2 separate regions of the Mus musculus genome follow, and region 2 is linked to region 1. Evidence: chromatin contacts called from ENCODE POLR2A ChIA-PET data. All regions are on one chromosome and are shown on one strand. The core of a region is the stretch at or near the end of the contact, and the rest is flanking DNA. Distances in the headings are between cores, read along the strand shown.

Region 1 (4,180 bases), core at 1,554-4,053:
CAAAGAAATGTCTAAGCAAGCCGGGCATGGTGGCATACGCCTTTGATCCCAGCACTTGGGAGGCAGAGGCAGGCGGATTTCTGAGTTTGATGCTAGCCTGGTCTACAAAGTGAGCTCCAGGACAGCCAGGACTATACAGAGAAACCCTGTCTCGAACCCCCCACCCCACAAAAAAAGAAATGTCTAAGCAGATGCTAACTCTACCTTCTATACTGTCTACAGCCCTGTCCCCAGCCCAGAACTGCGTCTGTACTCTGAACCTTCTCATCTTTGATATTCCTTCCTCAAAGGGCCCTTACCAACTAACCATTCTTTTCAAAGTCAGGCTCTTCTTTTAGGGGAGGGACAGAGTCTCATATAGCCTAAGCTGGTCTCCAAGTTACTGTGGAACTGAGACGGAACTTCTGATCCTCCTGCCTCAGCCTCCTCAGTGGCAGGATTACAAGTGGGTTTTGCCATCACGTCTAATATATAGGGTGCTGAGAGTGGAAAGTGGGGCGCTAGGTAAACGCTCTATAAACTGAGCTATATGCCCAGCCACAGGCTCTTTTCATTTTGTTTTTTGAGACAGGGTCTCACTATGTAGCCCTGCCTGAGCTAGAACTCACTATGTAGACCACCAGGCTGGCCTTGAACTCACAAAGATTCACCTGCCTTTACCTCTTGCTCTAGGATTAAAGGTGTGAATCACTATGCTGGGCAGGCATTAATGTCGCGGTGCTGCTTATAAACAATGGCTCTCTGGTTTCTCCATAGCACCCATAGAAACTGGAATTACATAAAGACCTGAGTATGACTTTAAGTTCTCAGGCAGGCAAAAGCTTATCTATTTGTTGATGCCCCTGTGTCTGTGTCCTGTGCTAGACATAAGCAATGGCTCTGTGGCTTCCCCACATTGGTCCTGTTGAGGGCTCTGTGCCAGACAACCACCATTTCATTCAATTCCCAGTTTAGCTCCAGTAAGGATGGAGGATTAGCTGCATCGTCCTCACTTACAGATAAAGACACGGATCTGTAGACAGAGCAACCAGGATTAAGACAGGTGTGATGTGCAGTCCGAGCTCTGCACAATCAGCACAGGCAGCTTCCCCTCTGGGGCCTCCACACCACTCCAGAATGGGAAGGCCAACTTCTGCAATGCTGTCAGGAGTTCAGAAGAATGGCTCTGAGGGTGGCTTCCCTGACAATGAGCCAATTAACCACCCCACCCCACCCCAATCTGCACGACACAGGCGACTTAAATTCTTTCTTTGAAAAGTTACTAGGCAGTACCACAGGAGCTCTACAAACATCTTGGGATGTTTTTACAGACGGGGTAAAAATCCAGCTATTGCTGTGCTGGAACATTAACCATGTGGGGGGCAAAGTCAAATGTGGTGGAAGTTCAATTCCTTAAAATTGGTGCTCTACGGCTTGAGTTTTAACACTAACCAAAGGTCACTCTCAGCTCTGATCCACAGCCAAGTAGAGAACCCGGGAACCACCCTGCAACTTCCTTAACTCAAGAAACGAGCTGAGAAATGCTGAGAGGCCTTCCCTAGGCACAAAGGGTTACCACCGGTGCAGTCTTCAGGCCACTTCAAGGGATTTGGGGGATCACCCCCCCCCCCCAGCTAAGGGCCAGCTTTCTGCCGGCAGGCAGGTTTCCAGGGAAACCCTGAGTAAAAGTGCATCTTACCACTAAAACTGAGTTCTCGAAGCTTTTCCAACACAATGGAGGGCTCCTTCAGGACATCCTGGAAATCTGCAATCCTTCAAGGGCAGAAAAGGAAACGCCAAGGTAACAGGCTTAATGACCACTCTTGCAGCCAGCCCAAAGATCTTTCACTCCCAACGGTCTCCAACTACCAGCTTAGGGAAGTGGACAATACAAGTTTCTTCCTCTAAGATCTGCCATGTCAACGAAAAGCCATGAGAGGTATTCTAATCCAAAGGGTTTGAAGTGAGAACTTAACATTAAGCACTGTCCACTGTTAGCGAGCTGGCATTTCCTGGGCACTTGCTGCGGCCAAGCCCAGCCCACAGCACACCACTACCCGAATTCACACAACCAAGCTTCCTGCAACCAGGAGTAATTGGATCCACAGACAACAGACTTGTACAATCTCCCCATGGCTCCCGAAGCTCTTGGCTGGGTAAAGGGGAGGGGGCACAGACTTCTCGGGCCTGCCCTCAGGCAAAGACAAAAGACTAAAAATTAGTCCTGGAGTGACCAGAATTTAGCGGGCGTTGCAAGATGTGCCTGGGGTGGGGGTAGGAGGTGGATTTAAGAGGCCAGATTGGAGAACCTGGATCCCCTGGTGTTTCTCATGAGCATGGAGCACAGGGACAGGGGCATTTGGGGGCGGGGGAAGGTGCGAATCCTAGAGCGAGGAAGCGGGGAGGGTAATAGGGGGCTGGACAAGGGAGACACTAGGGAAAGGGGTCCCGAGTGAGAGAGAAAGAAAGGTGACACTGAGGTAAGAGAAGCATCTCTGCTTCTCGCCTCTGCCACACAGGCAATGAGACCGTAAGGGGGCTCGCCGCCGGGGGAGGGGGCTGTTCTTGGCCGCACATGCGCTGAGCAGCTCTCTCTGTGCGAAGGCCCGGCCTGGACGGAGCGGTCTGGGTGCAGTCTTGACCTCAGGTCTCCTTACCGGCTCTTGTGCAGACTCGACATGGTGTTGACTTCCGGACTCCCGAGCTGCTTCTGCAGCCCCAGCTGCCGCCACCGCCACCGCCCCCCTCCCTCCGGGGACACGGGGCGCTGGGCAAAAGCCTCCGGCAGGAAGCAGAACTTGGAGCGTGCGCGTTCCGCGGGGGCGGGGCCGCGCTGGGTCCGCCCAAGGGTCACGTGACGGGGACTTCTTTAAGGCTAGGCAAACCGTCAGTTGAGCGTCAGGACGGCGTGACTGTCAGTGATCCCGCTGGCTATGAGTCTCCCGCCCTCAGTTTCTGATTACTGAATACACTTGTCTATCTCTCTCACTCCCTGTCATTAACTGCGGTACAGTTGTTTGGTTGATTGAACTAGTTGTTTGAACTAGACTTAGTCTCCGGTGTGGTCTCATTCAATGTCGAGTCCTTCCTTATGGAAATGACCCTGTTGCTCAGTAAATACCTCTCGGAGGAGCCGGAGGAGTACAGCTCAAGGTTTCCTTGACTTTGGAAGTTCATAAACTAGAATTCTGGCAAGCCTGGCGGTGGTAGCTCACGCCTTTAATCCCAGCTAGAAGCAGGAGGATCTTTGAACTGACCTACAGAGTTCCAGGACAGGAAGAGCCACACAGAGAAACTCTGTCTTGAAACTCCTCCCCTCCCCCGCACTCCCATCCCCAAGTAGAATTTCTGTAATTGCACAATTTTAAAGCAATAGAAAATGAAAAACAGGAGCTAAGGGTGTAACTCAGTTGGTAAACTCAGTTGTGAGTGTGAACTTAAAAGAGCAACTATGAAAATCATTGGCTAGCATGCACGAAACCAGGTTTCAGGTTCAGCACTCCTTGTAGCTGGATTTGGGGAAACATGCCAGTAATGCCAGCATTTGAGAGGTGGAAGCAGGAAGATCAGAAGTTGAAGGTTCAAGAAGTTCACTCTGCTAGAAGTGAATTCGCTGTTGATGCTCCAGGGAATAAAGCACTCACGTGAGCGTGAGCTCTGGCGTTTGGATCCACAGAATTCATGAAAGAGCTGCCAAGAGGGGCGGGAATGTGCAAGGTTTAGACGGCAAACAGACTCGCTGGACTACCTTCAGTGAATAAAGGGGAGAGCCATCAAGGAAAGCAAATGGCCTTTAGGTCAGGGCCCCTATACACACGTTATTGCTACACATATTTGCACACACAGGCACACAATTTCTTCTGTAAATTATGTGTATGGGTGCTTTGCCTGCATGTATGTCTGTGCACCACTTACCTGCCTGGAGGTCAGAAGAGTGTTGGATTCCTGTGGAACTGGAGTTGTAGATAGTTGTGAGCTGGGAAATGAACTAGACCCTCAGAAAGAGTAACTAGAGCTCTTAACTTCTGAACTATTTCTTCAGTACCCCTCCCACACACACACAATGTTTTTTTTAATTTAAAAAAGAGAGCTGGGGGCTGGAGAGATGGTTCAGTGGTTACGAGCACTACTGCTCTTCCAAAGGTACTGAGTTCAATTCCCAGCAACCACATGGTGTCTCACAACCATCTGTAATGAGATC
Region 2 (3,910 bases), core at 1,098-3,597, 100 kb before region 1:
CTCTGCACTGCTTACCAAAGATAAGGTGGCTGTGTGAGAGAGAAGTGTGGGCACCGCTCCAGACTTGGAAGACAGCAACAATAGCCGGAGATGGGAGTGTGGCCCAGCTATGAGGGAGTTAGAGCAATATAGCAGTAGTTAACCAGGAAGGAAGCAGCAGACAGCAGGACCTGGGAGGTGGAGTGTCTAGGAGGGGCTGGGAAGCAGCTGTCACACTTGTGGAGATGTCGGCTCTGGTAAAGGATGGAGGCCAAACTCAGTCCCCCAAGCCACAGGAAGACAAGACAGGCAGGCTATACGTGACCATGCAGCAAAGCACCAGAGGCCATCCAGTCCACCTCTGCCCCACCCTCTGTCTCAGACAGGACTGGAACACTGTTGATACTGAACAGTTACTTGTCTACTTCACAGCCAGGGCTGAAGTAGGACTCTGGACTCACTGACTCTTCTAGTCCCTTCTTGAAGGACATGTACTCTGGATAGCCTGCTCAATGACCAAGACTCCCTCCTCTCTCCTCTGGGCTGCTTCAGGACCACTGTAGTCTATATTTATTTAATGTCTGCATTTATTCCTTCTGAGTTATCAAGAGGTCTTCACTGGTCAGCCTGCCCTTCAATGTCTCTGTAAAAACCTGGAAAATCTACAGTCTCAGGACAGTGACCTAGGAACAGGCTGGTTCCAGGCAGCAAGCGGGGGTTCTGCCCCATTAGGCTGACCCTCAGAAGCCCATGCCCTCCACAAAGGCCATTCAGATTTGCAAGGAAACTCCATCCTAGCAAATGTGCCTTAGGTATGGAGAACAGGAATGTGAGGCTGACTCCTGGGTGTGGGAGGTATTGTCAATTGCTTCTCTGGTCCCTGCTTTGTACACCATCCCCCAAACAATGTGGAGCTTCAGACCCCAGAAAATCTCCAGGAAGCTGTCCTCCAACACTGCTCACCTGCCCTTGCCTGCCCATGACAGCTGGAGGAGAGCCCGACCTTCATCAAGGAAACAGCAGGATGAACGGCCTAGCCCACTGGCACCACCCCTGAGCCTCTGAATATACCCCCTCTCCTACCCTCAATGGTCAACTTATTCTTCCTGCACTGGCCATTTTCTCTACTTCAGAGGACATAACACAGATGGCAGAGTTAAAGAGACCACTGACACACTTGCAAGGCAGGAAAAGACTTTGTAGCCTCTGGCTACTCATTTCTGTCTCCAAAATTCAGCAGACAAGTGTCCCCATCCTCACAAAGACTCTCTCCCCTCCACACCTCATCCTTAAAGCTGTCCCTGTCCTAGCTAGGGCAGCGTTAGAGGAGGTTGTACAAGAGTGGCTGTCCTAGAACTACCACTATGTCAGCCCAGTTCCCATCAAGAAAAAGCTAATGCTCACTCAATGTGTTCTTTCAAAACAAGACAACAACTGTATCAAGCAGAACCAGCCCATCTTGACTCACTCCAGTCCAGTGCATGGCAGGTTCAAGAACCCTGGTCTCAAACAGAGGTTAGAGGCCCACGTCTCTACCCAGCACTCAGGAACCAGACAGGTGAATCTCCGTGAGCTCGAGGCCAGCCAGCCTGGTTTACAGAGAGAGTTTGAGGACAGTCAAGGCTACATAGTTGAGACCCTATCTCAAAAAACAAGCCCCCACCCCCTGCCACTGTCATCCCGAACTCTGCTGTTCCTTCAGCTTGGGGTCGCCTTTGCTGACCTCCAGCTCACCAACAACCTCCTGTACTTGTCACTCCTGCCCAAGAGATGCACAAAACAGGGACAGAACGAAACAGACTCTCATATCAGGAGTCGGTCGTTCAGGGAGCCCCAGTCTGAGGTCCCAAAAGCCTGTGCTCCCTTCCCCATAGCAGGGGACAGTCCGGGAGATCAGGAAGAGGGAGTGGTCTAAAGAGAAGCCGGCGCCGGGAAGCCCACGGCCAAGAACTGTAAGAGCTGGTGGGGGAGCTGTCAAGAGAACCCCGGGTGGAACCTCTGGGAAGGGGGCGCGTGCGCCAAGGGGCGCGGATCTGCGGGGACCAGCGCGGCAAGTGCGGCCTGAGGACCGCGGCGGAAACTCGGGTGAGAGGCGCGCGGAGAACAGGGTGCCCGGGAGGGGGCTCGCGCGCCGCCGCACGGCCTGGAGGGTGGAGACCGGAGCCGGCGCCCGCGGGAGGCAGGGCGGAGCGAAGCCCAGCGCGGGGCCAGGGTGGCCGGCGCCCCTGGGCAGCGAGAGCCCCGCAGAACTTGAAGGGGCGGAGCGCGCGTCCGAGGAGAGCGTCCCGTGCGGTGACAGCGCGCGTCTCATCCCCCACCCGACCCGCTCACCTGGGCTCTCCGCTCGCAGCCGCCCGCAGGCAGCCCGGGCCCTCCACCTCCCAGTCCGGCCGCCCGCCGCCGCGCTCCTCCAGCGCCTCCTTTTGTTTGTCCCTCACTGCACCACTCTGCCTCCCCCGCCCCGGAAGTGACGTCACGGCCGGACGCACCCGCGGCATCCCGGCCGTCGCCATGTCTGTTAAGGGGAAAGCTTGAGGCGGCTTCACCCTACTCCCGTCCACGTGCCTGCGCCAAGCCACTTCGGGGCGGAAGTAACGGGACAGAACTAAGCCCCCTTAAAGGGACAGGGATCCCTGCAACTTAAGGGATGCGTTACTCTGGCCAGAGCGGCCAAGTGACCCAAGCTGACGCAAGTATCCGCTCACCTCCTTTGTTCGGGTTCCGATCGCCATTGGGCCAGCGTCCTCATACCTTTAGTGCTGCTCGTTAGCTGACTCGCTGCCCAAACTCTTCAGGTGCCCGCAAATGTAACTGCCCTGCTGATGCTGACGCGCGCCTCGACACGTCCGGCTTGCGACGGTTGTCCCTGAAAAGCCGCATAATTCCGAGTTAACTGAATGGCTTCTCCGCCGCCGCTGCAATAAACACAGTTGAACTAAATTTAAAGGTTTCTTGGGCGATTAGTCGCGCCCCGGCGAGTTCACTGTCTCACACTAGGAGATCTTTGAAGTCGTTGGACTGGACTGGGTTAGGAACTTTTTGTAGAAGAGGGGAGAGAGGTAGTGCCGTGCTTGAGAAGGTATTGGAGTTTAGGAATCTGGTAGGTGTGTCCTGAGTCCAGTGGTCACTTTGAAACTAAGTATCTGCTTTATCCAGTATTTTGCTCCGACTTTTGTAAGCAAGGGCTTCTGGTGGGGATCTCTTTGTCCGGTTCCCCGGCTTCTGGCTGGAGATAGAGGATTGGCAGAGGGTGTGAGGGGAATTCTCTATCGGGAAACCTCCAGCCTAACGTTAGCAGCGAATTTTGAGCTGAGCTGAGGATAAAACCACATCTTCAGAACCAAGCCTCCAGACGCTAGCTGTGTGTGTGTGTTAATCTTCCCGGGTCCTCATAATTCCCAGGCTAACTGTAGTAATCCTTAGGTTGGGAAATTGTTCAGCTATTAAAACAAAGTGTTTCATGTACTCCAGTATGGGACGAGTTCCAGTAGCTTACGTGAAAGAAGAAAGGCAGGGAGCACAGCAATGAGTTTTTGTGGAGTTGGGTATCAGTGGTGTGTGCACCAGCTGACTAATATACACAGGCTGTACAGATGACCCTTCCCTCACTGAATGATCTCCGCCCCCTTTTACAGTGACAGGACCTCTGGAAGAGCAGTCAGTGCTCTTAGCTGCTGAGCCATCTCTCCAGCCCAGCCCCTTAACCTTAAATTTATATAAAGAGAAAGGGGGATATAAGTATATTTATCCACATACTAAGGTATATTTAGTTTCAAACTTTAAAAATAATAATAATTTCAACTTCAAAGATAATGCTTTTTTTTTCTGTTGCCAAAAAGCATTTTGCCCTGGGAAAGATATACCCTGCTAGTCCACAAAAGAATCCAGAGTTAGGGTTGGGGCAGGGTTTTGTTTTTATCTTCCCAGGAGA

What was found. ChIA-PET counts read pairs that join two places held with the same protein, here RNA polymerase II (POLR2A).
Region 2: POLR2A ChIA-PET joins it to region 1 with 26 read pairs in Patski. The contact joins the promoter of Lrrc8a here to the promoter of Tbc1d13 in region 1. POLR2A ChIA-PET finds 5 or more read pairs at or near these places in 4 of 5 experiments (Patski and embryonic stem cell).

Annotation. Positions count from the first base shown.
Region 1 is chr2:30,132,369-30,136,548 of GRCm38, reverse strand. Tbc1d13 (TBC1 domain family, member 13) reads right to left here and starts at 2,803. Exons shown (of 12, transcript NM_146252.3): 1 at 2,637-2,803; 2 at 1,679-1,752. The coding sequence starts at 2,659.
Region 2 is chr2:30,236,206-30,240,115 of GRCm38, reverse strand. Lrrc8a (leucine rich repeat containing 8A VRAC subunit A) reads right to left here and starts at 2,347. Exons shown (of 4, transcript NM_177725.4): 1 at 2,311-2,347. 1700084E18Rik (RIKEN cDNA 1700084E18 gene) reads left to right here and starts at 2,485. Exons shown (of 1, transcript NR_028299.1): 1 at 2,485-2,919.